Regions from separate parts of the Mus musculus genome. Here region 1 is linked to region 2. A link is a loop called in an ENCODE intact Hi-C map of the cell type or tissue named here. Cell type or tissue: gastrocnemius. All regions are shown on one strand. Each heading gives the region's core, and the rest is flanking DNA. Links, peaks and the distances in the headings are about the cores only.

Region 1 (15,409 bases), core at 2,716-10,715, 510 kb before region 2:
TTAAGCAAGTTTTCATAGTAGATGGGAGGAAATGGAGGTCAGGGTGACATATATAAAGCACTTTCCACAAGGAAGATGTCATGTGGAGCCAGACAAGCAGAGGGAGACTGCAAAGCCATTTACCCATTTTACTTGAGCTGGGTAAATGCGATTCTCTTTCTTTCATATTTGGTCTTCAGTGCAACTCACCTGCATGTGTGAAGCTAGAGAGTAGGAAAAGATGTTTTGTAGTTTGCAATATTGTCTATTAATGGAAGTCGCTAACTGATATTTTAGTTGACACCCAATTAGAGAGAATATGGATGGGTTGAAAAACACCTTTCAAGGAGACTAAGCCATGAACACGGACAAACTATTGGAGTCTGGGGTGGGGTAGGGGAATGATTTGCAACGCCTAATAGAAGTCATTAACAGAGTATGTAATCTTTTACCTCTTTGCCCTTCTGAGAGGACATTTCCCCTCATTTTCCTTCTTGTCTTTCCTCACTTCTCCATGAGGTAGTGGAGATCTTTGGAGTAGAGCTCAGCATCTCCTTTCACACACAGGGCAGACAACAGATAGGGACTTAGACTCTGCAGTCAAGCACACTTAGATTTGAACACATGTCCTCCTTTTGAAAATGTGTGTGATCTGAGGCAAACAAGTGTCCTATTTCTTTATCTGCAAAACTGAAACAGGATAACGGTCTCACAGAAATGCATACAAAATTCTTAGACATAGGAAGCTCTGAGAATGCCTCCAATGCCTGTTATTCTTACTGACTTTATCTACACTGTGGTGGCTATCATTATCGTCTCCAACACCACGGTCTTCTTTAATCATTTTTGAAGAGTAAAACAGGAAGTTCATGGGTTTGAAGATTTTAATATCTTACTAAATTGTCACTTCGTCACTTTTTATATGTTTAGAAGTATATCTTGATCCATTTCCTTAAAGGAATTTGCTTTAAAAAATTTTATCAAGAGACTTATTTGATAGAGATTTTTTTTAATCAAGAGAGGATGTGAATTTGCATGAAGGAAGTACTAACAGGAATGTCTGTGCATCCCTACCTCAACACCTGGGCCAGCTGGGCCAGCTGGACCCAGGTAATGGCCTAAAGCAAACTAGTTAGGGAATCCCCTAACTAGGGATTGCCACCTGTGGCTTTTGGCAATATACTGATTAGTTTCTGCTTGCTATAGGGCAACTATGCAGTGTTAAGCACTGTGCCTTCCTTATTCCTAAGAATATAGATACCATTTTCATAATACTCTCTAAGCCCTAGGTTACTCTATCTAGACCATAGATGCCTCTAGAATAGGCTTTGCTGATCTGTGTGTTTTTAGGTCCAAGTGCATTGCCTTGCCTGGTGTCTAGAAGAAAGAATTACCGGAATGATGATCTGACAACTCTTACCTTATCTTTTCTCAGTCTCATTTTTCTGTTCCTCTTTTATCACAGAAGAGTCAAATACACTGGAATAGAGTCACCAATGTAAATAAACTCTCCTAAAATGTGCATGCAAACACACACACACACACACACACACACACACACACACACACACACATTCAACCAGCAAAGATAATCTGTTCAAGAGGTAGTGGGATAATATGATTGTTATTATGTTTACAATCTCTCCTCAAAGGAGCATGTAATAGCAATAAGAGCAATAAGATTCAGATGGACTTTAGGTCCTCAGCCCTAATATGGTCTTTCTAGTCAAGGGCTTGCAACTCTTTCTCGGTGTTCTTGATCTGGGGAAGCCCCAGGCAGGTGATTTACCACAGAGAACTACCCTGTTTCCACAAGAAGGATTGCTTGCATTCTTCTCTCAAGCCTTTCTTGGTGAAAAGTGCAAACACACCTCTTCCTTGTCATTCACAGATCTCAGGGGTCTTCCCCTTTCTCTTTCTCCTAACCCAGCTTTAGAATGTGAGTTCATTTTGGGCATTAGTGAGATGCATATTAATTCTAAAATAAAAAGCATAGTCTATATCTAATTGTAAATAGATGAGTCCTCCATGTTGCTGTATTGTCTTTTGTCTCCTAGATTAGTTTTATTTTTCCCAAACGAGAAATTAAAAAGTGTTTGCTTTGAGGCTAGTGGATGGTACATATTAGGTCTAGGAACAGAAACATGTTACATATTGAGATCATGTGAGTGTGCATGTGCACTTGGGAAATAGATAAAATCTTTGTACCGGGCATCATGCAGCACATTATATAATACTATGTCTGTCTGTCTATCTGACTGTCCATCTGTCTATCTGTCTGTCTGTCTGTCTCTCTCTCTCTCTCTCTCTCTCTCTCTCTCTCTCTCTGTGTGTGTGTGTGTGCATGCACACATTCATCTTACTCATCTTTGTGTTTCTCTCTGTGCTGATCACTATCTCATGAATCTTTTTGGCAAAGGAAGGTAAGTTTAATGATGGAGACATGTTGTGCATGCCTTGACAAAGGTTTCTTTATTTTTCTTTATTTTTTATTGGTTATTTTATTTATTTACATTTCAAATGTTAACTCCCTTCCCAGTTTTCCCTTTACAAGCCCTTCCCTCCTGCTTCTATGAGGGTGTTCCCCCACCTATCCACCCACTCCCTAGCATTCCCCTATACTGGGGCATCGAGCCTTCACAGGACCAAGGGCCTCTCCTTTCCCATTGATGCCCAACAAGGCCATTATTTGCTATGTATGCAGCTGGAGCCATGGGTCCCTCCATGGGTACTCTTTGGTTGAAAGTTTCTTTTTAAAATTGAATATCATTCATTTGTCTTGTGACAGATTGACGCATGGAAATGATGCACCTTGGGCATATGCATCTTAACTGTTCTCTCCTACTTACCCCAGATATGCCCAACTATTCCTTCCCAACTCCCCAAGGTATCCATTCCCAGTACTCTCTTCTCCCCACTTCACACTGTCTCCTTAACCCCCTGATCTCAGTGGGTTCTGGCTGTTAGAATGTAGACCCATTGTGTTGGCTTGATCATTTGCAGTGAGTTCATGAGTACAATGTCCACATCATGTCCTAAAGACAGCATTTTACAACACTATTTCCTATCCTTTAACTTTATATATTCTCTCTGTCCCTCTCCTACGATCTTACTTGAGCCTTGAGAATGGCAGTACAGATGTCCCTCTTCTTGTTTAGCATCCAGTAGAAATTTATCTTCAGCAATTTGACCAGTTGCAAGTCTCTACTTTGACCACTGCTCTCCACATAGAGAAGCAATCTCTGGACAAGGATAAAGGCAACCATAGGTTATGGGTATAAATGTAAATACTTAGATGGCAATTTGACAGCATGTGGTTTAGCAAAATAAGAGTAGTAGGATCCTTCTTCTGTGACCTTCTGAGCCATAGGCTTTTGACAATGTTTACAGTAGCAGGCCTGAATTCATTCATTCATTACATTTGGAAGCCTCAAATCCAATCCAAATGTCATATGTTACTCCTATAACCTTCATGTCACTATTGTACCAGCACACACATCTTAGCTAGTAGGTCTGTAGATTACAGAGTTGGCAGCAGGAATACCATTGATTTTGTTTTCTCCCATAGTGGCCTGCATAGCATTACAGATATTAGCGAATTAATAGGAAGTTATGAGGTTAGTTCCAGACTTGCTTTTCTATGTTCTACAACAGAAGTATATTGTATCTTTGGCAATATACTCTCCCTATTTAGTTCTGATTGGCAACCAAGAGCAGTGGCAATAGTTTATGTCATTCAGAGGGAACTCTAGGATCTCTCTGACTGATAACTCATGGTAAAATATCCCTGACATGGTACTAAGTTTTTAATTTAGTAAGTTGTGTCTTCTAGAGTAATCATTATGCCCTTGCAAGTATATGTGCATGCAAGTGCAAACTCCTATTTTATAAATTATATTTTAATGAGTTTATAAAAAGTGGGTTTCTATTGAGGTTTTACATATTTGTTTAGTGTTTTCCAAACTAATATCCACCCCTCCTCTTCCTTTACTTTCCCCCCCATATCCACTTAAAGTTTTAACTCCTATAATCTTTTCTTTTATTTTCATATCATATGTTTATATGTGTTCTACTATGTTCTCTCTAAATGGGGTTTCTTTCTTTCTTTCTTTCTTTCTTTCTTTCTTTCTTTCTTTCTTCCTTCCTTCCTTCCTTCCTTCCTTCCTTCCTTCCTTCCTTTCATCTTTTGGAAGAGGAGTGTTGAGACAGGGTTTCTCTGTGTAGGCCTGGCTGTCCTGGAACTCTGTAGACCAGGCTGCCCTCAAACTCACAAAGATCTGCCTGCCTCTCCACCCCTAGAGCTGGGATTAAAGTTGTATTCCATCACCATCAAGCTAAAGACGGTTTCTTAAGAGGTTCATTTAATGGAGTGTTCCTTGGATCCTGGGGTATACAAATGAGTCTGTAAGTAAAGAGCCAATGGTTGCTAATCTATATGACATGTTTGCTTTTGTTTCACATACTGAGGCTAGAAATTTCATGTAATCTGTCAATGATCATTTGAGGATTTAAGTCTGAAGGAGAATTCAGGTGGCAGTGTATTCTGGGTTGTGGTGGAGACCAAAGGGATGCTTAGAAATGAGAAAGGACCTCCCTATGTTACATTGTCTATAAAAGGAGAGCTCACAGTCAAGAAAGGTTTTACAAGTCTAGCCTTCCCCTTACTCTGACTTCTAAGGATCATCATAACCTTGCTCTGGGGACAGTCTCTCAGGGCTCATCACTCTCTCTTTGCTTAAATGGACTGCTTCAGGAGCAATAATGATGAAGTCTGACCACATTGCCAAGTATACTGAGCGAAAAGCTTTCCCCTCACAGCCTGATGCTTTCAAAAATCATAGACATGTCATATATAACAGTGGTTATTCCTGGAGTATGTGGCTTTGTGGTATGTGGTATGGGATAGATGTTTCAAATAATAACTATTCTGAGAATATACTCGAAGAAGAGAAGCAGTTGAGACTCAGCCAAATCAAAAGATATGTGCAAAAATCAGTTTATCTAGAAACCAACAATGCTCCACACTTCTCATTTATAAAGCACTCCTAGACCTAATATGCATTGTACATCAGCCTAAAACAAACACTTTCTAAGGACCCTTGTCAGCTGGATGAACTACCATAGGAAAAAGAGTAAAGCACAGAAGACTCATCTATACTCCTACAGAGGGACATGAAAACACTCTGCCATTCGGTGGTATTTCTGTCTAGTAGTCTCAGTCTGGAAATCTGCTCTCTAAAGAAATTTCAAAAGTAGTTTCTCTTGAAAAGTAATTAGGGAGCCAGATTTTTTAATGCTTTCCATTTATTTGTAGAAAGAGAGTGTTTTTTTAGTTTACTTACTTATTATTATTTTTCAAACGTGCTCATTCCCAGTTTCCTCTCTGTAAACATCTCATTCCATCTTCACTTTCCTTTGCCTCTAATAGGGTACTCTCCCACCCACCTACCCAATCCTGCCTCACCTCTTTAGCACCCTCCTTCGATGGTACAACAGGCCTCCAGAAGACCAAGCATCTCTGCTCCTGTTGATGCCAGATAAGGCAATCCTCTCCTACATATGTAGTGGGAGCCATGGACTTACCCATGTATACTCTTTGCTTGGCTTGGTCCCTGGAGAGACCAGTTAGTTGATACTGTTTTTTTCCCCCTATAGGGTTGCAGTCCCCTTCAGCTCCTTCAGTCCTTCCATAACTTTATTTCTTATACAGTATGTCTGAAATATTTCTTCCATTTGAGGTATTGATTAACTACTTTTCAACATGAAAAAAAAAAACCTTAAATTCCTTAGATGTCAATCTTCTAAAGGTAACTTAAACATCACAGGCGGGGAGAGTTAGTATATTACTGAAGGCAATGCACTGAAGTTGGGGCTCAAGATACCCAACAGAAATGACTGTTCTGTTCCTAGCATCGCTTCGGTTCTATATTTTCGTCAGCTTCTGTACCAGTTTCCTATCAGATTCTTTTGTTTTTGATGAAAGCCAGCTTTGAAATTTTGCCATCCCAAATTACTTGGATACTTAACTGATTACTGAGAGGCAGTCAAATGGAAGTTGGTAATCTGTGCCAAATTACGAAGACAGTGATCAGAACTAGGGACACTCTCAGAACAAGGATGCTCCAAAGATCCAAAGAGCCGAGTTACCTTTTCTAGAGCTAAGGGTTTGGATTGATCATTTTCAAATGACTGAAGAAATGCTTTGTTTAAAAAGAAAAAAAAAAAACAGTAAATTGAGCATAAAGGTAGAATTTAGGTGTCCTTGTGAAACAAGAGAGACACCTGCTTTGGGAAAAACTGGAGAAAGAACCTCAAAGTCATAGGGAGGTTTAGAGCAAATGCTGTTTGGCATAGAATGGATGTGGTGAGTACCAACAGGCATGCTCCTACCTGTGGAATACAGACTGCTTGGCCACTTGGTGGAGGTGTTGGAGAAGGTATTATGTATCACCATAGAGTTGAGCTCTGTGACCTGACAGTGCCTTTGAACTCTGAAATATTATAAGCCTACAAATTTAAATCTAGTCTATTCTGGCTGAGGAGCTTTGCAGGGTAAGGTGGAACTTTCAGTAAAAGAAAAACAAAATCCAAAGAAATGGTCTTTAATACCAAAAGACTAGAATCACTGAATGTTGTAGCTAACACAGAACTTACCAGAGGTCTCCTCAACTGCCCCTCACTCTAAAAATGCTCATGCACAGGCCTTGAGAGTTTAAATGACCTAAGCAAACTGACATCATGTGGGAGTTCAGATTTCAAATGAGAGTTGAGATAAATATACATATGTTCCACAGAACTCTTCCAGGAAACTCTATTTTAAGAGAGCTGTAATAATCCACTCTTCCAATATTTTGTTTACATATAAAGCACACTTGGCTCTTTTTGTTCAATTTGTCAATGATTCATGATAATCAAAGGGTTGAAAAGCTCATTGGAAATTGTCTTTACGTCCAATGATACCTTTACGTTTCTGAGAAAAGTTTAGGAGCTTGTGCAAGCTTGTTTTTTCTCCTTCTGTAACAAGACAGTCTAAGAAAAACAAACTTAGTGGGTGGGTGAAAATATTTGTTTGATTTATACTTCCAGGGTATAGTCCATAATTGAGTAAAGTCAGGGTAGAAACTGAAGCCATAGAGGAGTACTACTTACTGGTTAAGTCTCTGGCTTCCTCATCTGCCTAAGGATAGTGCCATTCACTGTACTGGATTTTCTCATTCTGATTATTAACCAAGACAATCTGTCACAGATAAAACAACAGACTCACTCACCTGATGCAAGGAAATTCTTCAGTTTCAGCGTTTCAAGGTGAATTTAAGTGCTATTAATAAAAATAATAAACAATAAACTAAACAGGACAGGAGTGGATCAGTAAATTAGCAAGATTTTTAGAATGGCTCCAGACAATCATTCCTAAATTTGCCTGGAAAGACAATTTGTAGGGTCCTTAGGGGGGATTGAAATGAGCTTGAAGAATCTGATTACAGGTAACAGTCATCCTCTCTTGGCATACAGCCAACCTAAAAGCCTTTGAATAACTTCCCATACTCACAATGGGGTAGAGGATGGAGGCTGTACCAGCGATTTCTCATTGTGAGAGCTTTGAGAAAAGTTCCTACCACAAGCACCTTTGTGGATTTGTAAAACAGCCAAAAGCAATCCAAATAACCGTGATGGGATAATCCTGGAAATATCTTTAAAACACCAACTTTGAAATAAATTGAGAAGATTACACAGAGTCCTAAAAGTCTCCACACTAGAGGGAAATGGTCAGTCTGTTCTGGGTCCCCTAGTTCTAATGTGAGTTCACATCTATAGGCACTGAACTCCTGAATCCAATGCTACTTATACTAACTTACTCAGTGAAAGCAGATAGTTCATTAATAATCAGCATGTGTAGAAGCCTGTCACATGGCAATGACCAAGGCTTGTGTTTCTCATCGGGAGGAAGGACAGAGACAATCCCGGGTAAAACATAAGTGTATCTCTTTGAACTCTCTGATCAGAAGGAAATAACACATTTTCAAATTTATCTTTAAGGTTCTAATATAGATTTGATTGATATCTTCTATAATTCATCCAGGTTTTTCCCATGATATACCATACACTCCACAATTTAAAGCTGAACTGTGATTCTGGGACATTCCATCATTATAGGCACCTATAAACTGGTTGTTTCTTCTCCTGCAAATACACCCACTGACAGTGGTATAGATGTGTGAATGTGGAGTATACAAGTCAAAGTATAATTTTAGAACTGTATCTTTCACATTAGTAAGACAATTTACTTCACTTAACCAGGATCCAATTTGTTTAACTAGAGAGAAAGTGTCTTGCTTTGGTGAGCAATGCTGCCCCAGAATACATGAGTTGCTAAATGACAGTCTCAGCACCAGGCATTCAAAAGCAAGGCAGGCTAATGTCATTGCCTAGCATAACTAGATTGCAAAACCTTTGGTTGAATACACGATATATTTCAGATGCAGTACCTAGAGAAATAAACCTTGAATGACCATGAAACTGTTTTCCTGTTGGTCAGCTTACATAGTGCCAGAAGATGCTGTGCAGGCTGCTGAGGACAGAGGGGGAGGGAAAAAGAGGAAGAAGAAGAAGAGAGAGTGAGCATACATATAAGATGCCTATAGCAATGTTTGCTATGTGTATGTATTTAATGCCAGTTGACATTATCAACATATTATTTCTTTTTGTTTCTTTCCAAAAATTTGAGAAATCACTTGAATAAGGCTAAGTGAAAGAGACCTGTAGCAGTTGAAAGCGCTGGGGATTCAGTCAAGGTTTTAGCTCTGGGAAGATTTACCAATTAACTCTAGACTGGCACCAGAGTTACATGTATTCCTGCTTAGACCTGCTCTCCTGTAAAATATCATGGAATATAATTACATGCTTTAATTGAATATAACACCAGTTAACTTAGTGAGTAATTTTTGCAATATGTGTAATGTTTTCTGTCACTCCCTATTCTTTTCAATGCAGCTTAATTTAGCCCACAGCTTTCTACCACTACAAGCTTTAGAAATGGGTTTTCCCCAGTCTCTGTGTTTGTGCTTAATTGCATCTTTATTTCTTTGAGAAAGGAAGGGAAATGGAGAAAGGAAAGGGGATGGGGAGGAATCACAGCACACCTTAACATTACTATTGCTTATAACTTTTGCTTTTAAGTTTGGGTAATTAAACTCAATAAAGGTTATATGAATATATACTCTAGAGCAGAGAGAAATAATCAATGAGGAGAGAAAAGAAGAATAAAAAGAAAATTCTTAAAGACCTCTAGATTCAGCAAGTTGCCCTAAGTCTTTAGGTTCTTAATGCTGAGAAGGCCGGGACAACAGGTCCTGCCTCCAAAACACATCATCTTTCATGTCTGTCAATTTCCTGCACACCCACACTGCTTTCACATAAATGGGGACTTGAAACTTTTAGTATCACTTGAGAAGAAAACCTCCTAAATAATAATAATGAAATGATCAGGAATAAACGTCCAACTTGAATTAGTATTCTAGCTTACATCTAATTCCCTTGTTACAGACATGTTTGCTTACTGAGATTTAAAGACATGCAAAATGGTCTTTATGTTTTCTTTATATTCAGTGGTCAGTAAAAGAAAGTCAAACAAACTAGAACAGAACAAGTTCTTAACTTTTAGTGGAAAATTTCATCCTTTCCTTAATTTTGAGTGGTATTGAACATCTTAAATTCAAATTTGTACAAAGGAATCCATACTAAAACTTAACATTGAAAGAGTGTATCTTTTATCTTGGAAATTAAACAGCAAACTTCCTCCAGAGCCAAACTATATAATCTACAGACAAGTTCTTTTTTGATCTATTCAATGTGAGTGGTAGATCCTTGTCATTTTACAATTTGTAAAGAGTGTTACGGTTTGTAAAGAGCTTCTTAGGACAGGGAGGCAGGAGTGGGTGGATGGGTGGGGAACACCCTCATAGAAGCAGGGCAAGGGGATGGGATAGGGGGCTTCAGGGGGCCAGAGATAACATTCAAAATGTAAATAAAGAAAATATCCAAGAAAAAAGAAAAAAGGAGTTTCTTGTCTGAGAAGGGCTAAGAGATAGGCTGGCTATGACACATCATAGGTACTAGCGAAGAGAGATGAAATAAAGCTCTTGGAACATGAGTTGAGGAGCAATTACACAAAGGTCATTGCCAATATTAGAAATGAGCAAACCAAAACTAGAGTAATTAGTTCTAGTCCACATTAAAACTACAGATAGATGGCTATGGTCAAGATCAAGATGGAAGAAACACAGAGTGATGTGACATTCCATACGAGTCAAGGAAAGTACAAGAAGAAGGAATTCAAGACGATTTGAACTTGAAAATGTGATATATAATACAACTTGGGAAAATGAAAGTCTTTTTTTTTTTTTTTAATTCTCCTTTGGCCAAGAATCATGACTACAGAACCTCCCTTGAGAGTGGGGTTTGGTGAGTCGCCTGGACAGCAGGACTGCTGGCAAAAGTTTTTTGTAAACCTCTCCTTAGGACTGGCTCTGGATAAGTTTGGCAAACAAAAATCACTGTAATAGTAGACCCCAGCCCTCGAGGAATCTATTTTTAGGTGTTATTTCTCAACTATAAATTTTAATCCATTACATTTTATATTATATTGCCTGCAAATAAAACTTCCCTAGGGCTTATATACACATACATACATGTATATGTATATCTATTTATACATATATGTCAATAAACACCAACACTAATATTATTATCTATATTCCCTACTTGTTTTACCCTGGTTATATTCCACCATTGAAGGAAGTCAAAGTAGGAACTCAAGGAAAAAAGACCTGTCTTGCTTTCTAACTCACTTATTAACAGGCTAATATTTAGCTAGATTTCTTACATGTCCCAGGACTACCTGAGTAGAGATGCTGCTGTCCACAGTGACTGAGTCTTTATAAACCAATTAATAAGCAAGATAACTATATATAAATATGCTCACAGACCATATTCTAGGCCTAGAAAATGCATAAATGGAAGCTTTTCTCTCAGATGACTCTAGGTTATGTCAAGTTAACAAATTTCATATTTTATTTATATTTTATATATATTTATGTATTATATAGTTATTTATACTTTATAAAGGAAACCAAGGGTCCAGGTTATTTAACCTTGTTGATCTTTCTGTGGAGTCCCTATCCACTTAGGGTCCCTCAATTCTCCCCGCAACTCTTCCACAAACTCCCTGAGTTCCATCTATTGTGGATCTTTTCATCTGTTTCAATCAGCTGCTGGAAAGAGCCTCTCAGAGAACAGTTATGTTAGACTACCATCAGAGAGCATAACGGAGTATCATTAAGAATGTCAGGAATTGGTTCTTGTTCACTGAATAGGTCTCAAGTTGGGTTCTTTCCAGTTTCTGGCTATTACAAATGAAGCTGTTATGAACATAGTTGAGCAAGTGTCCTTGCTAGAGCAATCAGACAACTAAAGGAGATCAAGACAATATAAATTGGGAAGGAAGAAGTCAAATATTGCTAGTCACAAATTATATGATAGAACACATAAATGACCCTGAAACCTTTACACAATAAGCAAGTGACTGGATATAAAATTAAGTTAAAAAAAATCAGCTGCCCTCCTTTATACAAACTTTTAATGTGCTCAGAAAGAATTTAGGGAAACAACACACTTCAGAATAGCCACAAATAATGTAAAATATCTTTGTGTAACTCTAACCAAGCAAGTAAAAGGCCTGTATGCCAAGAACGTCAAGTGTCTGAAGAAAGATAGTGATGAAAATATCAAAAGATGGAAGGATCTCCAATGCTAATGGATCGGTGGGATTAACATAGTAAAAATGGCCTTTTTACTAAAAGCAATCTGCAGATTCAATGCAGTTCTCATCAAAATTCCAACATATTTTTTTACAGACTTTGAAGGAGCAATTCTCAACTTTATATGAAAAAAAAAAAATCCCAGGATAGCTAAAATGATGTACAATCGAAGAACTGGAGGTATTATCATCCTTGAATTCAAGCTGTAATACAGAGCAATAGTAATAAAAACTGCATGGTATTTTTATAGAAACAAACAGGTTGATTAATGTAATCAATTGAAGATTCCTACAGATACCTGATCTTTGACCAAGAAGGCGAAAGTGTACAATAGGAAAAAGAAAGCATCTTGCACAAATGTTGCTGGTCTAACTGGATGGCTGCATATAGAAGAATGCAAATAGATCCAAAAAGATCATTGGGAAACTCTATGTTTTAAATACTTTGCTCCAAAAGCTTTTAACTTTTTAAATAAGACTGAAGAATTTGCAAACTCTGTAGTGTCGTGTTTGTTGTCTGACAATAGCATATAGGCTTATTCTCTCTATCCCAGTGTCAAGGAGAAGAAATTACATAACTTTATTTTCAATTTTACAAAGATATGTATTTACATGTCTGAATATAAGAATGCAGTTACACGTGCCCTTGCTTGAAGTCAAGCTGCAAATTCCAAAGACCAAACAAGGAGACAAAGAGCTGCCTGTGAATCTGTGAACGTGAGAAAAATTTAGAATGAATAGAGGAAATAATAAAACTGGAAGAAAGTGAGACGTACCTATACAGAGGAGAGCTATAAATAAACACACTAATGTATTTCAGGAACCCTGGACATCTTAAAACTAACAGTACCTTGTGGCATCCAATATTGAAATTAGTAGTGGGTCTCCAAGTTTGAGAACTTGTTGCGAGTGTGCAGTGTATATGGAGCAGAGGATGGCCTTGTCAGGCATCAATAGGAGGAGAGGTCCTTGGTCCTATGAAGGCTTAATAGATGTCCCAGTATAGGGGAATCGAGGGTGGGGAAATGGGTGGGTGGGTGGAGGAACACCCTCATAGAAGCGGGAGGAGGGGGTGAAATAGGGAGCTTTCGGGAGGGGGAACCAAGAAAGGGGATTACATTTGAAATGCAAATAAAGAAAATATCCAATAAAAAAAGAAAAAAGAAAGAAAGAGGATAAGAAAGGCTACATATGAGGGCTGAGGAAAATCCTAATGCATGTAATAGTCTTGAAACGAATTGGGAAGGACTATATAAATTTAAGTGATTTCTAGTTATAATTTTTTTTTCATTTTGAATGATGGGTAAGTACAGAAAATATATGTGGTAGTGAGGATGTAAAATCTCAAGTGACGTTCCACCACTTCAGAATGACTGTTCTAGCTGTATGAAAAGCTCATGGAGAAGTACAGACTAGTTAACTTCAGTGTGTGATTTTTCTTATTTGTGTGTCTTTTAATAATAAAGTTTGTAAAGTACACTCTAATAAATTGCAAGAGCCATTTGGAATATGTTTTTTTCAAACTTCCCTTATTCAGATTATTGCTCCCCCCTCTAACCCATCTCCCTCTTTAAACATTTTCACTCCATCTTCTTTCTCTTCCATTTCATTTATCTTTGCTCTGAACCAGATAAGAAGACCCTATTGTTGACAATACCATCTACACATTGATTGCATAATATAAAGAAATCAATCTGAGCCGGAACCTCTTCCCTGGACTACCTTTCATGGTTCCAAGAGACACTAGGGAGGCTTCTGGTGGAGAAAAAAAAAGCATCAAATGTCATACACAGCTATTAATTCTATGAACTAAAGGACGATCTCACCAGACAAAATATGCATACTTGTTCAGAGTTGGCAATATTGTTATTGGGATAACCAACTACTACTTGATGAGTTTGTGTTGCATCCCTTAGAATATCTACCTGGTATTGTAAATCTATTTTCAAAAACAACATGAGATGAGGCCATAAGACACTATTTCAGAACTGAACCTAATTACCCACATTGGCAAAGTATCAAGGTATCTTTTAAATATTCATGTTAATACCTGTAGGAGAACGCTACTCTCTGCCTTAATTATAAATGGATCTATGTCTTGTGAATGACAGTAAATGCAGACACTGGTAGCAGCACAGGATCCTGGAGATGAGTGGTAGGTGAGTGTGCATTCCCTTTGAGGCTTGGAGAATATTGTGAAGTAGTGAAAAGAATATGAGATGCAGGTTTTGAGAGAACGGCTGCAAAATACCATCTTCTGGGAAAGACAGTCATTACAAGTGTTAAGTCCACAGCAGTTGCATAATTCTGTACTAAGTCATGAAAATGAGCCTAGCCCATCAATAGTCACACATGGGTTCAGGAAGGACTCAAGGGGCTTCCATCCTCAATGATGAAGCATTTGGTAGTGATAATTTCAGGGAGGATGGAAGTTGTTGTTTCCATAGGTGATTCCATTAAGTTCTATTGAATAGTCCCAAAACAGTACTTACACACATGATCCTCCTTGCACCAGATCTCACACACACCAGAAAGAGAGAGAGAGAGAGAGAGAGAGAGAGGGAGAGAGAGAGAGAGAGAGAATATGAATGTCATAAATCTGAAAACAAGATTGGTAGAGAGGATGATAGGAGTAGTTAAGAGAACATGGGAGGGAGAACAGAGAGGACTTATGGAGACAGAAATCTGAATGAATTATACATGTGTATGAAATTTGAGAACAAATATAATTGGCAAAAACATAAGAAAATCCACCCAGAGTTTCATTGAAGAACTGATGTCAATTCTGTTCAACCTTTCCCAGAATCTGGAAAAATTAGTGACTCTTTCCCAGTTATTTTAGCTTTTTAATGATTCTCTGTGAATTCCACATAATGCACCCCAGTCACATTCATCTTCACCACCCCTCAGACCCACCTTCTACCCTTGCTACCTCCCCCTCAACAGATGAAAAAGAATCTATCTGTAGAAGCTCTAGTGTGTCAAAATGTATCAAAGCCTCTGGCTTCTCTTACTCTATCAATACTGGAAACTCACTGGGACTCCTCTCAGCCATCCTGTTACTGCCCTGTCATGGAAATCCTGTAGGTTTTGGATCTGTAAGAATGGCCTCTTGTGTACTACAACAGTTCGTCTATGGGGTAGATGTTGAGGTAGCCCAATTCAAAGCTCTGGATCTGGGCCTAAGAGGTAACTGAGCCAGTCAGCCCACACCTCTCCCACTCTCACACCCTGAGGCTGGTTTACTGTGAACAACTGGCAACCAGGAGCAGTCCTGCTGCCCAGGCAAGGTTCAAGGGACATGGCCAGTTCTCCTACTCCTGTTTGCCATAGATAGTGAGAGACAATAGAAGAGAGGAGGGCAACTCTCCGTCATCTGTACCGTAAGAGGCTGGTTGTGCTCTCCTTTATTCATGCCCTCAGGGTTGGCCCACCTGCAACCCTAGCAGTCAGAACCAGCTCTATTGTGCTGCCCAGGCAAGATGAGGTACTTGCTTTCCTGAGTACTGGAGATGGCTGGGAACAGGATCAGCTCTTCTGCTTTCACACTCACAGGGCCAGCTTTCCCATAGTGCCCGTGTGGGGGATGGAGCCAATGCTGTACAACTCTCAGAC
Region 2 (15,409 bases), core at 3,944-11,943:
GGTATCATTATGTAAACTACCATTTTGAGCTTTACTATGTCCTCTCTCAAGCATATCCCTGAGACTGCCCTTACTTCTAACTTCTCCCCTGGAGAAAAATGACTCCCATCTTGCTTCTTGATTTACCATGAATCCTCTTTCTCATTCAGGCATCTCCCCAAGAAGGTGTTTCCTAACTCAGAGTGAGGACTTGTCAACCTCAAAGGTTAATCCTGTCTGCATCCACTCTGGGTAAGTGACTCTGAGCACAGTGTATCCATGTGTCTCTATCTCTTCATGTATTAATTGGTTTAACAGAAGTAGATGTGTGAATTTGACTATTAAACCTCTTCCAACATTTTTCACCCAATGCCAATCTCCTATGGAAAGTGGAAAGCCAAAGATCAGAGTTTCAGCCCTCTTTATCCTTACAGTGAGCTCACTGAGGTTCTAGAACATCAGCTTGATCCTGTCAAATAGTAATGACTAAATAACCCCAATGTGAAATACTCAAGGAAAAGCTACGTAAACTGGTCTAGATACCTAAGGAATGAATGAAGACATGTCAGAAAGGACTGACTTGGCATTCAGCTGGAGGAATTCCAGGAAGATTCTGGGGAGGAGGATGCTGAGAGAGACTATCTAGAAATCTAGAAGAGGATGGGGGAAGCAGTCCACAAGATCTGCCCACAGATGGAAGACAGTGTGTCTAACTGCTTTTAAATATAGGGATGTGACACCATCAACATGTACTGGTTCAGGACCATCTTAGATGCTGCCTGTCCCTTGAGGGAAGCCAATTGAAGAGTTAATCCAAGAGGCTCCACCATTCATCATCAGGCTACAAATTGTTAATGAATTGGTCCTCACATCATCTGGTTTATATAGATAGCATTCCAGTCGCCATAAGTGTGAAGAGTGTCTTTCATTTCATGGCGTCCTGTGGTCTCCCAGCCAGACAGTGTAATGCTTTGTGGGAAGCTCCAGGACATAGGATGGCAAACAGCAAAGTTCCCTGAGCTGCCTTGGTGGGTGATGGGTACCACAGCCAGGCTTGGGGAACACCCATGTCTATAGCTCTCGTCTGCATCCTGTCCCCAGCTGAAAAACTCTAACACTACATCCTGACCCTCAGAAGGCCTAAAGGTCATGGAAAGTAAATAGTGTCAGGAAAGTCACAGTGAATAGATCAGGATGGTCGCAGAAATGACTCTGAATTTCTCAAATCTGGCTAGACCCCTTCCACCGAACTAGCTACTTAACATGGTACATGGACTAACACAGTGAGAGAAGCCAAAAAAGCAAATGGGAAAAACTAGTCTCCTGAAAGAGTGGCTTTCAGGTACAGAGGTGACTGATTGCTGTGAAGAGGGTGTGTCCAGAAGCTGATGCTAAGCTAGGGTGGAACTGCCCAGGCTTGGCTGCCTCTCAATTATGTAAAAGGTTATATTATGCTGGGCACTCAGTAGCTCTTTTAAAAACATGTTCTAAATACTTTCAGTGTCCAGTTTCTCTTGGGCTTAACCTGGAACACAACCACAGGAGTGTTCTTTCCAAATTACCAATCAGACCGTGTCTTTTTCCTGCTCAGACACAGCACTGGCTCTGCCTTAGTGGTAGAATGGAAAACGATCCTGGCAGATGTTGCCACAGTTTACCTTTTTCTCATTTCTCTTTATATCCAAGATATCCCAACCTCATGTATAATGATCTGACACCGTGACATTTATCTTGCTCAACTCTAAAAATTATTCTAATAGTTATTCTAATAATTCTAATAATTTCTAGATGAAATGAGAAGGGGAGAAAACCAAGCTACAGTAGAGGAACTGACTTTGCTTCTGTTGCTGTCTTGAGAAACAATGTATAAACAGAAAACCACTTGGCATCAAAAGCCCCAAACATTCCTGTTAAACAGTTATCTATCTCTGGTTTACTGGAATATCCTGCCTTTCTATCTATTACCTGACACAATTTTGAACAGTTTTCCCACTTGATTCCCAAACGTTCGCACTTAGACAATCAATTATAGTCACCTTCCTCTGCACTTGGGTGGTGATTTTCCTACCCATAAGAACATGCAATGCCTTAAGCCTCAGTTTCACAACTATGAATCTCAGAGTGAGCACCACCTACCCAAGAATTAACGGATATTATGCCTAATGGGTGCTTAGCATGGTAGGTGCTTGCTGCTCACAAACTGTTACCATTTTGGCCCTGTATGCAGCAGCCCAAATCTATTCTGCACTGTTCATTGTCACAAAGCCAGACCTTAACACTGAAAACATTCAAATGGAGAACAGAGCCCTGACAGCTATGGAGAAGGCCTAATTCACAAGACCAGGATTCAGTGGTTGCAAGATAATACAGAAGAGGCTTCTCTTTTAAATGTGCCTTGCAACATTAAACTCCAACTCAGTTACCCAACAGTAGGTCTTCCCCCTTTCCTCACTGGTTTAACTTTCTTGTAGCGTTGAGTTAGTTCCCTGCAATGGACCCAGATGGAGGGAGCTATTGTGATATCTGGAGCCAAGAAGAGGAGAGGCACTGACATATTATCTGTCTGGGTGACTCATTAGATGATCAGATGGCCAGAAGGATCTGACCCAGCCTGTCTGAACAGTGATTTGTTCATGATTCATTGATGCCCACTAGAAATCCCCCTTCCAAGATCCTCCTTCTGGCTTCTACCATGGATAGAAGGAACTTAGAGAAAAGGGATGTGGAGGAATGGAAAGATCTGCATCTGAAATCTCTTGACTAAGTGGCAGAAATACTTGTAGAGATTGAGATAGATAGATGATAGATAGATAGATAGATAGATAGATAGATAGATAGATAGATAGGTAGGGATGAGTAGATAGATAGATAGATGGATAGATAGGTAGGTAGGTAGGGATGGGTAGATAGATGGATAGCTAGCTAGCTGATAGATATATGATATATAAGGAAGGAAGCAGAGGAGAGAAAGGAGATAGAGAAGAGAGAAGGGAAACAGAGAGAAAGGCTGTTGTATATATCCTGCTCCTTGGAAAGAAAATTGAAAGTAGCCAGGGAACAAAGAGTTATTTTAAGAGTTGTCTGTACAGTAGAGTCTAGGCATAGCAAAACAGAGGTCCACAGAGCTGGAGACTTTCATTTAGTGTACAAAGACAACTCAAATCATTACAGAAATCAAAATCCCCTGTATGAAGTTGCATGAAAATTGCCACATGAGAGAGGTAACCCCACCACAAAAGAACACACATAGTATGCATTCACTGATAAGTGGATATTAGCCCAAAAGCTCTAAATACCCAAGATACAATTCATAGACCACATAAAGCTCAAGAAGAAGAAAAAGCAAAGTGTGGGTGCTTTGAGAACAAAGGGGAACAAAATACTCATGGGAGGAAATATGGAGACAAAGTATAGAGCAGAAACTGAAGGAAAGGCCATCTAGAGGCTGCCCAACCTGGGGATCCATCCCATATACAGTCACCAAACTCCCACACTGTTGTGGATGCTAAGAAATGATTGCGGAAAGGATCTGGATATAGCTGTCTCCTGGGAGGCCCTGCCAAAGCCTTACAAATACAGAGGTGGATGCTCACAGCCAAACATTGCACTGAGTGTGGGGTCCTCAATAAAGGATTTAGAGAAAGGACTGAAGGAGCTGAAGGGGTTTGCAACCCCATAGGAAGAACAACAATACCAACCAACCAGACCCCCCAGAGCTCCCAGGGACTAAGCCACCAACCAAGGAGTACACATGGCTCTAGCTGTATATGCAGCAGAGGATAGCTTTGTCAGTCATCAATGGGAGGAGAGGTCCTTGGTCCTATGAAGACTCCATAGATGCCTCAGTGTAGGGGAATCAAGGGCGGGGAGGCAGGAGTGGGTAGTTGGGTGAAGGAACACCCTCATAGAAGCAGGGGGTGGGAGGATGGGATAGGGAGTTTCTGGAAGGGGGGAAACCAACCGAGTTAGGGGATAACACTTGAAATATAAATAATTTTTTTTAATTTAAAAAGAAAGAAAGAAAGAAAGAAAGAAAGAAAGAAAGAAAGAAAGGAGCCTGCCATGCCACAATGTAGACAGCAGATCATCAGAACTTTCTTCATCAGAATAAATAAGTAAGTAAGTAAATAAATAAATAAAAAAAATATTTTTAAAGTGTCTTTATATTATCAGACAAATTGCCTGGTATTTTATGTAGATATCTAATGTAGGATTCAAGAATAATCTTAATTAAAAAAAAAAAGAATATTCAACTAAAGCCAGAGTGGATCCCAATATATGCATTATCTATGAAGTATAAAAGTATTTAAGGCAAGAGTACAGTCTTGTTCTATATACTATGGCTGGTAGATATTCACATCACTAGAACTATCCTTGAGTTCTCTAGTAAGCAATGCCCTTCAGAAACTAAAATGAGACCCTGTCTACCAATTGCTTGGTGTGGCAGGTGTATCCAAGTCTATGAATATGTTTATATTTCTTATATATGAAACGGATAATCATGTTATTCTCTTCAAGCAGAATTAAGGAAAAACAGGTAGATAATATCTCCAGATATGACAAACATTAGTCTCCATAAATTTCCCTTTACTTAGCTTTTATTGTTTTTGTTTTTGTTTTTGTCTGACTTGTTCCTGGTATGAACCCCTCAGGTCATACTTGGCTCTCCCAACCAGAGCCTGGTTTACGGGATTTTGACCTTTCACGTGACATAGCTATCATGGAAGACCAGAAATATCTCTCACACCTTTCTCAGAGGAGTGATTTTAAATGCATAAAATGAAACATGAGACTTCAAAGGATAAAAATTATAAAGCTTTTTTATTCAGATGCATACACACACATATAATGAAAGTGGGGGAACCAATTTAGCATATTATAGTAACATTACTATAGTATAGTAGCATATTAAAGTCCCAAACAGTGCACAGAAGACAGATTCTTGGTACCGGAATTCTGCACAGTGTGTACCTGAAGGCACATCCTCCTGTGTTTGGAGGCAGTGGAAGGAAGTGATTAGGAGAGCTGTGTAATGGTACTTCCTTGGATATGGTCCTGAAGTTGAATTTGCTCAATATGCAATGAAAGAAAAGAAAGTCAAGTGTATGGTTTGAGTCACTGACTGAAGGATGACAGCAATAGGCAGAGAGGTAGGACAAGAATGTCAGATTTGAGGAAAACAAAGTCACTCAAAGGTACAACAGGGCAGAGGCATGAGAAAAGACTGTCTCTGTAATTTGGAGTGTTGTGATGAAAGGACAAGAGTCAAAGAGAATGTAACTCCATCTCCTGTTAGAGTAGCAGTCCCAGGCTGTCAGTAGGCACTGATATCTTATATCACTATGTCAACTACTAAAGCTGTCCTCCCATATAGATCATGGGCTCCTGAGGACAGGGCCAAAACATCCTTGATTCCTTGTAAACCTGAGACCTAGTACAATATGCATAATTATAAATTAATTCTCTCTAAGGAGCAGCAGTGCTGGGCGCTGGAAAGTTTGGTCCACATATCAACTCATTTGGGGTCTGAAGAATGAGTCAGATGGAATTATGGAGAGCTCTTAATTAATCAAGTATCTGTCATGCAAGCATGGAAATCTCATTCATATCCTCAGAACCCACACATTAAAAAAAAAAAAGCATGGTGGCACATATTTATAATTCTAGCACAAAGAAGATGGAAATGGGGATTTCTAGCCAGCTAGCCTAGATCATCAATGAGGTCTAGTTTCACTGAAAGACATTAACTCAAACAATAAGGTGAGAAACAATGTAGCTAACTCAGTGGTAACCAAAACTTTCACAAGCATGCACATAAATGTGCACACACACACTTATATGCACACATGCACATGCTTGAATATACACATGCAATATACACACAGACATATACAAAGAAGGCCGATAAATACAAACATTCATATTGATAATTTAGATTGCTGCCTTGCCTTGTGTGTTCTGGGAGCTCTCAGAGGCCAAAACCAAGTTGAGCTTGATTTTGCACATCCAGCAAGTGGAAGTGTCACCTCAAACTGGGTACTGATTGATACAAGATTAAAGTCATGAATAATAAATGACAGAAATCCCTCCAAAGCTGGATGCCACTCTTCTCTACAGGGAAGGTCAGTGTGAACTGCAGGAGATTAGCACTGTCTGCTTCTTTTAAGTGTGGAGGACTTGAGTGGATGAGGGGGGACTGGAGGTGATGAAAGAAGCAAGACCTGAGGTCACTTCTGGGAAGAAAGGTGATAGACAGGGACCCATGGCTCTGTTTCATTTAAGAAAAGTCAAGTGCAGAAATAATTGTAGAATGTCAGTGCCTGCTAGAGCTGAGTGATAATGGCATAGGGGGACTCCGTATCTTCCATACTTCTTGCTGCGATCGAAGTCTTTAACATATGAGAGGAAGAAAAGCACATGGGAGGAAGGGTTGTGGACAGGTGCAGAGAGCTAAGGAGCTTGTTGAAGGTGTGGAGATAGAGGCTGTCCTACTCAGAGAAGCATAGTAGGGCAAGGGAGCAAGCTGGATACTGTCCTTGGTCCTGAAACCACCCCTTGGGCCCTGTTGCTTCTGTTTATCTATCCTAAGACATTGCACCCCTACCCAGTACCCAAGAGATAAGGGGTTTTGTTGGTATTCTCTAGTGATATCTGTAAGACAAATTTATTCAGGTTCCGTACCAAAAAGAAGGAAAGCCAACATCAGAAAATGGGTATTTCGAGCCCAATACTACCATATATTATTGATCAAATTCTCCCATATGCTAGGCACTGTGATGAGCAGATTTTACAAATTGTTATCATACTGTTGTAATTATCCTCATTTTATAGACAAAGAGAGACGCGCAGAATGAGCTCATAAATTGTAGAGTGGAGAGTAAAGCCAGCCTCATAAGCACATTGCCCAGAAATTTGCCCACCACTCAAATAAGACATATCCTAATAAGGCCTAAACTCACAGGGAATAAACCCCTCCTATGAAACTGCAGACATCCTCAGCTACAGAGGGAGACTATGAATTCAAAAACAGATGACTAACATAAGAACACCTTGTAAGATCCTCTACAGATGCGGGCAGTGCTTTCTACTCTATGTTATTTCATAGACATTGGGAGAACCCAAAACTTACTCTAGAAGCCAATTGCATAAACTATATTGGACTTCCATTTCTTAGGGAAGTAAGCCAAGGCAAAAGTGGGAGACAGAAAAAATAAAAAGAGTCCAAGATGGAGTGGAACAGGCATGATTCCTACCACTGTTCTGTTCCCTCCTAGTACCCATTCTGGTTTTTAGTTCTACCTTAGTTCCTTCATGATTACAATTTCACTACCTCTATGCACTCTATGAGGGTGAGTTCAGTGATGTTTTCATAGCTAGATCATCATAGCTTGGCCCTGTGTCAGTTACATAGAGGATGAGCAATAAACACCAGGTAGGAGGAATTTAATATTAAACAAAGTGAAAGGTGTTTATAAGTTCACATAGAGAAAGAGCTTGGAAATGGAGGAATGTTTATTTTTTTATTCTGAGCTTTGAAAATAGAGGCCATAGGGTCTCCTAGACCTATATTCCCCAGCTAAGAATTAATAATATTACACCCACAAAATACATCCAAGGAGATAAAGCCACTAACCCTCAGACTTGACAAATTGAGTTTGATCCTCAGGACCCACAGGGTGGAAGGAAAGAACCAACTTCTACAAGTTGTACTCTAATCTTCACAACTATGCCATGGCATATTGTACAGGTACACACACACACACACACACACACACACACACACACCATGCATGCACACACAAATAAGTGTAATTTAAAAATTATTTTTAAAGCAGTGATATCAATCTATGAAGATAAATGAGACGAGGTGTATAATAATGATGTCAACTGTCATTTATTGATTCCTGCGGCCTATGCCAGGCCTGTTGTGCATACTAACTCTAATTTTCTAAATGGTGCTAGAAACTTTCTATTATCCCCATTTGAAGATGAAATAGCGAAGGCTCAGCAAGTCCTTAATAACTGCCACTTAAATCCAGCTCATCCATAAGGAGGTGGCACTGTAAAGGCTGGATGGCAAGGATGCAAGGCAGAAGGTTACCCTAATCTGAGTTCGCCAGGGTCCAGGCAGCTACGCCTATAGCAGGCTACAGAGTCAGAGTTTGAAGTGAGAAAAATCGAATGGGCTGACACACTTTACCAAAGACTCAAGTTCCAAGTAGGGTAGAAAGCCATCTGGCACCCCTGCTGCTCACAGCACAGCCACCTGGGTGCCCTTCTTTCTTCCTTTCCTCTCCTCCCTGCACCTAAAACAAACCTGTCCTGCAGGGAGCGAGAGCCAGAGCAAAGAAGCTGGGCTCCTCCCCCTTGCTTTGGGAGCAGAAGAGAAGACAGGAGGAAATTGTGCCAAAGGTCATGGTGTTCTGGTCAGCGTGTTCCAGCTTTGAAACTCTGAGAGCTGCCAGGGTCCAGGCAAGAAAAAAAAAAATGCTGCAGGCTGATCCACCTGCCAGCTCCGAAAAGCTCCAGCTGGGCTGCAGCCTCCATGGCAACTGCACCCAGCAAGCAAGGTTAAGATCCCCAGAGATTTCATTCCAGCCCCAGCAGCAGCACGGGAACCTGTGACTGCAGGAATGGCTAAGCTAGAAAGTACACAGGTCTTCAGAGTTGTGCCTGCAGACATTGCTGTCTTTGTCTCCCAAACCCTGCCTTATATATATCCTCGTTCCCAAAGTCCCCCAAAGGATAATAATCGTTTCTTCACTCCTGGGCTTTCTTTTTCCCATACTTTGCTTAGTGCTGAATCCTCCCATCTAATGTTGATATTCACTTTCTGAGAACCTGACACAGGGCCAAACTGTGACTGATTGTGGAACCACTATTCTCCTTGTAAAGTACACAGCTCGAGAGAGAAACTAGGCACTGAGTAGGCAAACTAAGATAGAACTAAAAATAGATTAGGTTCTTTGAGGACTCTATAGAAGAGGAAAGCAAACAGGAGTCCTATCAAGGTTTCTTTGGGTAGAAAACTCTGAGGTGAAGGACTGAAGAGTCAGCAGGAAGCTGCCATGTGGGGCCAGTAGTTGGGGGTAAGGGTTGTTAGCAAAGATGGAGAGATGGAGAACAAAGGTCCTGGGACAGGAAAAAAAAGAGGAGAAAATGTAAGGATCTGAAGCAGTGAAGAAGTATGATGCATGAGCAGGTGTTACCAACACAACCGGAGGGCGTTGAAAATACTCCTGATGTCTGGATGTCCCAGTTTCCCATCAAAAGATTATGAAAAGTTCTGAAGAGGTCTCTCAGTTGAAGGGATGCAGTAGCAACCTGAACCAGAAGAAGAAGAAGAAGAAGAAGAAGAAGAAGAAGAAGAAGAAGAAGAAGAAGAAGAAGAGGAGGAGGAGGAGGAGGAGGAGGAGGAGGAGGAGGAGGAGGAGGAGGAGGAGGAGGAGGAGGAGGAGGAGGAGGAGGAGGAGTAATAGTATGAAAATCAGTATGGGTATATCCTCTGCATGAAGCTAGTCCTGCACAAAATGTTGTCAGTGGTGGTCCTGACCCCACCTCCACCCCTAAAAAAAAAATGCTTAATGTGACTGATGTTTTCATTATCACTACAGCATCACCTTTCTGGCTCTAACTTCATCTTCTGTTGGTTTTCCCCAAAAAAATGGCAGACAAAATGGGATTGACGTACACAGCCCTAAGAACCCTAAAGGATGTCTTATAGAAGAATCCACACTGAAGACCTAGGGTGACACAGACTCAAATCTACCTCATGACTTAGGCTTAGGTTTGCAGGTGACCAGCCTTGCTAGGACTCATTTTTCTGTTCTGCAGAGTGAGGGTGATGATCCCTATATCTTAGTGCAGTGGCCAAATCTTAACACGACTCAGGAAAAGTCCCTGCACACAGCATGCATGAAAGGAAAGAGCAAGGCTCTTTCCATGAAAAAAGACTGGACCCTAAGCTTCAGATAGTCTCACCACACCTCCCCAGACTCCTTATGTGTCCCAAGACACATCTGGTAGACCAGATTTGGGCCATTAATGCATAATAATTCAGCAAGCTTCCAAGATCTAACAGATGTTGAATCTAGGCCCAACTCCCATCACTGGCCACCCTGGACAAATGATTCCTCTGGTGTTCCATAGGCAGTCTACATGACAGAAATATCACATTAGCTAGCCTTATGCCAATGAAAATCACATAGCTCCTGCATCGTGTTGCCTTGAGGCATGGACTGACAGGACTCCATGGCTTATCACAGAATAATGCTCAGAGTAATCCTGTGCCTCGGTTATCTATCTGCAAAATGGGAATAACCATGATCTCTGTTTCCTTGCATAGTTTTGTTGAACAAATGTCAATGGCCACTTCATGCTTGGTGTGGTGCCAGGCACATGCTTATACTGTAATGAATGTAAGCTGCCGTTCATATAATAATCTCTAGCTACAACATTGGTGATGTTTGTAGGAGCACCTCACTACTCTCTGTCTTCTCTACACCTGCATGAAGCACCCCAACAGTGTCCAAGGGCACCTGTTAACTCCATATACCCTTTCAATGTTTAATGATGGCATCTCACCCCACTCAGAGAATAGTTCACTCATGGACTCAGACAATTTCTTTTAGTGAAAAAAGCATCTGGCTCTGTAGTTTTGGAAAACCAAACCCAAGTGCTACAACATACACTCCTTCAAAATAAGACAGGCCCCAGACAAGGCCATGGCCCTGGCTTCTGGGAACTGGGAGGAAGATGGAATTTCTGGTGAATCATAACTGCATGCCTTACCCTACGTTGTCAGTCAAGGTCTATCCTCCTCTGGTCAAGCCCTGAAGGTCACATGTTCCTCTCTTTGAAGCCAAGAGATTGTCTTACTTCCCATAACACTACTACGGCAGCCTTCATCACTACCCCAAGTATTTTAATTCCTGTAACAAGGAGCCACATTCCACAAACTCTCAGAGAACATTACCCGGGCCCTAAGTCAGCCACCACTGTGCCCTACTCAGATAAGCCTTTCACCCCTCCAAGACAGAGGCTTCTCTTTGGTCTATCCTTTTATTCAACAGCCATTTCTCAAGTAGTGTGCCAGACATAGGACACACACATCAAGGAAGATACCACCTGTTTTCTGTGCCAAAGCAGACTACAAATAGAACACACCATTACAATCTATCAAAGGCAGAGACAAAGGGGTCAGGGAACAGTGTTGTAGAAACCTAGACAAGTACATAACGGATCTTAGCTCTCGGTGGCCCATTCAGAAAGTTGGAGAAGAGATAATTACATCAAGATGAAAATCGGCCATTTCTCAGTGCCACACATCTCACAAACAAGTATTGAGACACCATTTCTTAATCTATCACATTCTCTGGAAGCTTCTGTCTTGCATCTCAGCTTTCAGTATGCAATTCCATCCCTGCACGTTTTATGATCTGACTCTGAAATCAGACTAGCATCTCAATGCAGGCAAAGCTGAGGCCGTCCCGCTCTCTGTCATAATTGCAGTACACAATAGTAGCGAGCACACCACCAATATTTATCCGTTCACAAAATGTCATTTGGTAGCCCTGCACTGTGAAGTCCCGTGCTAGGCAATAGTGATGCAAGTGCTACTTGGACATGTGTGAGAAGCCAGTCAACAACACACAATGGCATAAATAAATAAATAAATAAATAAATAAATAAATCTAGCTGAGTGATTAGAACCGTAGGTGTTAGGTAGAATGGCATGCTCAACTTGGTTCAATTAAAGTCAGCCAGCAAATATTAATTGTACCTTCTAGGTGAAAGGAAATTTCATGTACAAGAGAGAATACAAAATTAATCAAATGAAAATAAGCCCTTATGCTTAACATTTTAACCTAGGAAGGCATGCACATACAACAATCTGAATAAATTAGAGGCTATGACTATTCAGGAGGAGACCCATCAAGAAAGACTTTGAAAGGTACTTAGAAAGCACCTAGAATAAAGCCCTTCTGTGTGTGTTAAGACGAATGGGAAGGAAGAAATCATTCCAGGAAAAGAAAGTATCACCAGGAAGATGGAAAATAGCTTGCTCTTTGCTGAGAGCCCACTCGAACAGTCATCTAAAAGACAGTGCTGAGGAGTGGACAGAGCCAGAAAGCTAGCCAGCTCTTCCAGGAACACCCTTCATCCACAGCTCTGAATTATTGTGGATCCAGCCTTGCCGCTGGCCATGTTAACATATTTGGCCCTTTTGCTTCAGCAAAAGTGTGAAGGAGGGAATGGCTCAATAGGTAAGGTGCCCCAAACCCAAATCAAAAGGCTGAGTAGAGTAGCACCCATTTCCATTCTCAAGACTAGAGGTGGGAAAGTCAGGTAGATCCTTGGGGCTTACTGGCCAAGGTCACCCTCCTGGGAGAGTTCAAAGTAAGAGAAAAAGACCATGTCTTTTTTTTTTCTTTTTAAGGTAGATGGGAGCATAATACATGTTTCTAACCTTCCTGTATATGTGCACGAAAGTTTATGTGTACGTGTATATGCACAAGGCACCCATACATACAAGAACATGAACATACACACTAACTTCCCCATTCAAAACTATGCCTTGAGACCACATATGGGCAGTGAGGCAGAAGACACACACAAGTTCTGTTTTATTCCTTAGAGAAACCACCACTAAACATTCTAATAGTTGTGATAAGATTTCAGTCAGGGCTGCTCATCTTAAGCTTCAGTGTCAGGAATGGACAAGAGCAGCCATTCTAAAAAAATGAATAGCCTTGTAGTAATGACCATTCCAGTTGTGGCCATTTGCCTCCAAGACATGCAGAACCTTTCTCTGAATAGATAGTCAGACATTAGAAAACAGAGGCCTTTCTTTCCCAGCCACTATTGTTAACCGGGGACAAAGCAAAATTGAAACTATCTGTGGCAGTCTTCTCCCAAAGAAGTGTTGATGTGTGGCATGGTGCCGGCATGCAAGCGAAGCCCAGGTGCATGAAGGGTGGAGAAAGAACATGCAACATACTTTACCTCTTAGCACGTGGTCATTTGTAAAAGCTGAGTAGCTGAAAGCCTGGTAGACAAGCTAATTTTTAGAGAGAGAATCACTTTTGATCCCAAAGTCTTATTCTTAGTAGGGATCTGTTCCAATCACTTACCTGATGCTCCAATTAGTCTGTCCTTTATGTGTGCCTTTCTCATAATGAGTTTCATTCCCCAGTAGAGTTTAGTTCAATCAACAAGTGTTGGTAAAACAACTGATCCAGATAGTGCGTGGATTACTAAGGACTCTTCTGTTGTTAAGTTCTTCATTTAGTTGGAGAGAAAAGCAATATACAATGAATATGTAATACACTGTCAAGGGTTAAATGCAGGTGCTTAGGAGAAAATAAAGGGAGCTTTGTTATGTCTTTGGGTGTGTTAGTGGATAGTCAAGTAGGATATTTGAAGGATATTTTATCTAAGCAGACGCACAAATGAAAGAGAAAGCAATTACAACCCCATCAAATCACAAAGAAGAATAGCATCCCATGTAGGAGCCACTGAGGTGGAGAGTATCTGACATACCAGGAAGCGCCCAGGAAACCAGATATAAGAAGATCTGTGTACACATGGAGAAGACCATCAGGAGTAGAGGCCATAAGGCTGAAAGTTTTCAATACCATGCTACAGAAAGGCAGACAGGTAGATGGGTGAAGAGAAATAGACACAGTGATACATAGTCACATCCAGGAAATATGAAAGAAGACTAAGAAAAACACTGTGAAATGAGATGGAGAGAAGATATTTTAAATTATGTATATATGAAGGGGAGATTGAATCAGCTTGTTGTGGGATATGCATAGTGTTTATGTTTTTTTGTTTTCAACACAAAGAAAATATCTCGGTGGAAATGTCATAAAGATGGAGACAAGATTAATGTAAGTTTTTGATGACAGAATTTTCAGAATGTTGATGTAAATAAAGAATTTGTTTCCCACAAACTTCTATCAGAAATATCTATTCCAGATGCAGGATGCTTCCTCTCTACCTGTCTGCTATGCTTCTAAAATACTTTTAAAAGATGTCTTAGCCCTTCTCAACTGAGAAAGAGAGAAAGAGGCAGGAGGAGAGCATTTAGAAACAGGAAAAAAGACCTATTATCATAGACAAGAAGAGTCAGCCAGAAGACTACAACTCAATTCAGGAAGTTGTAGCTTCTTTCCAGAAAGCATATGATTCCCTAAGACCACAGGCAGGGGACCGAAGAGAACCCAGAGCCTGGAAGAGCTCTAAGAGAGAGCAGAGAATAAAAGAATAGTGAGAAGGAGTTTACAGTGTTGATCTGGTGTGGGTCACAATGCCAACTGTGGATAGAGATGAACCAAGATATGAAATCTAGACATGAACCAGGTGAGTGGGTTGAGAGTAAGCAAGAAGTCCCTTCAGTTCCCTTAGGCTAACTTGTACTGGGGACTAGAAGTATTTTGTGCTACTTGGGGTCTCACATTTGTGGGGCATGGCAAGGGTCAGTGGTAGTGATGACTACACAGGAGCTGAGCAGGACAAATTATTAGTTTTTAATCAGGGTCCTTTGGGTTGCAATAAAAAAAAAACAGTTCAAACTGGCTTTGGTTAAAAGAGACTTTATTAGTTTACATAGATGAAAGACTGGGAATAAACATCACATACAAAAAGTTTAAGAAATTCAGACTGACTGTAAGAGCCCAAATGAAATGCTAAATCTCCCCATCTTGCAAATCTATGTGGTGCAATGTGTCTGACTTAGACAAATGCTCCAAGAGAGGTCAAAGTGTACATGCTACGAAGGAGCCCACAGATAAAACTGATGGCTGATGTCACATCTAAAACTATGAGAATCAGAAAATACTGGGACAGTACTTGAAAGTACCACTAAAAAAAAAAGAGGAGGGGGGAGAAGGAGGAAAAGGAGGAGAAGAAGAAGAAGGAGGAGAAAGAAGAAGAAAGAAGAAAAAGATCTATAATACAAAAATTATCAAGCGTGTGATGTAATTTGGTGATAGACTGCTTGACTAACATGTACTAGGTCTTAGATTCAACATATGAAGAATAGAGAAAGGGGCACAAAAACAAAAATAAATAAAATTAAAAATTAAAAAAAAAAGAAAGAAAGACAGAGGGAGACAGGAAGATAAAGGAAGGGAAAAGCCAAATCATGAACCAAGTCTCTTCTTTCAAAACTGAAAGTGGAATAAAAACAGGTTTCCTCGTTCAACATTAACTCAAAGAAGCAAACTATAATTCCTAGAAAATAATCACTAGAAAACCACCAAAGAAATATAAGCACGAGGCGGAGTAAGATATTAAATGCTGAAAAGTTCCTGACAAATGAGAACACAGAAAGTGAGTGCCTGAGATGAATGGCAGAGCATGGAGCCATATGGCTAACCCGAATCTAACCAAACCAACAATTACATTCTCTGAACCCACTAAA

What was found. Peaks named below come from ENCODE experiments on the same cell type or tissue, not always from the same donor. Only the 100,000 strongest peaks of a DNase experiment are listed, where the experiment ranks them.
Region 1: a loop joins it to region 2, with 2.5 times the contacts of the local background. A loop is called at or near these places in 2 of 42 quality-filtered maps.

Annotation. Positions count from the first base shown.
Region 1 is chr15:62,793,967-62,809,375 of GRCm38, reverse strand. No RefSeq gene overlaps it. Among named protein-coding and RNA genes, the nearest start is that of Gm22521, 8.5 kb to the right of the region's middle. In gastrocnemius, for the core only: a CTCF peak has its summit at 6,391 (motif pointing right); a DNase peak (open chromatin) is centred at 6,394; H3K27ac peaks cover 1,493 bases.
Region 2 is chr15:62,288,443-62,303,851 of GRCm38, reverse strand. No RefSeq gene overlaps it. Among named protein-coding and RNA genes, the nearest start is that of Pvt1, 260 kb to the right of the region's middle. In gastrocnemius, for the core only: no CTCF peak of the experiment used is centred there; a DNase peak (open chromatin) is centred at 8,391; H3K4me3 peaks cover 792 bases; H3K27ac peaks cover 1,432 bases.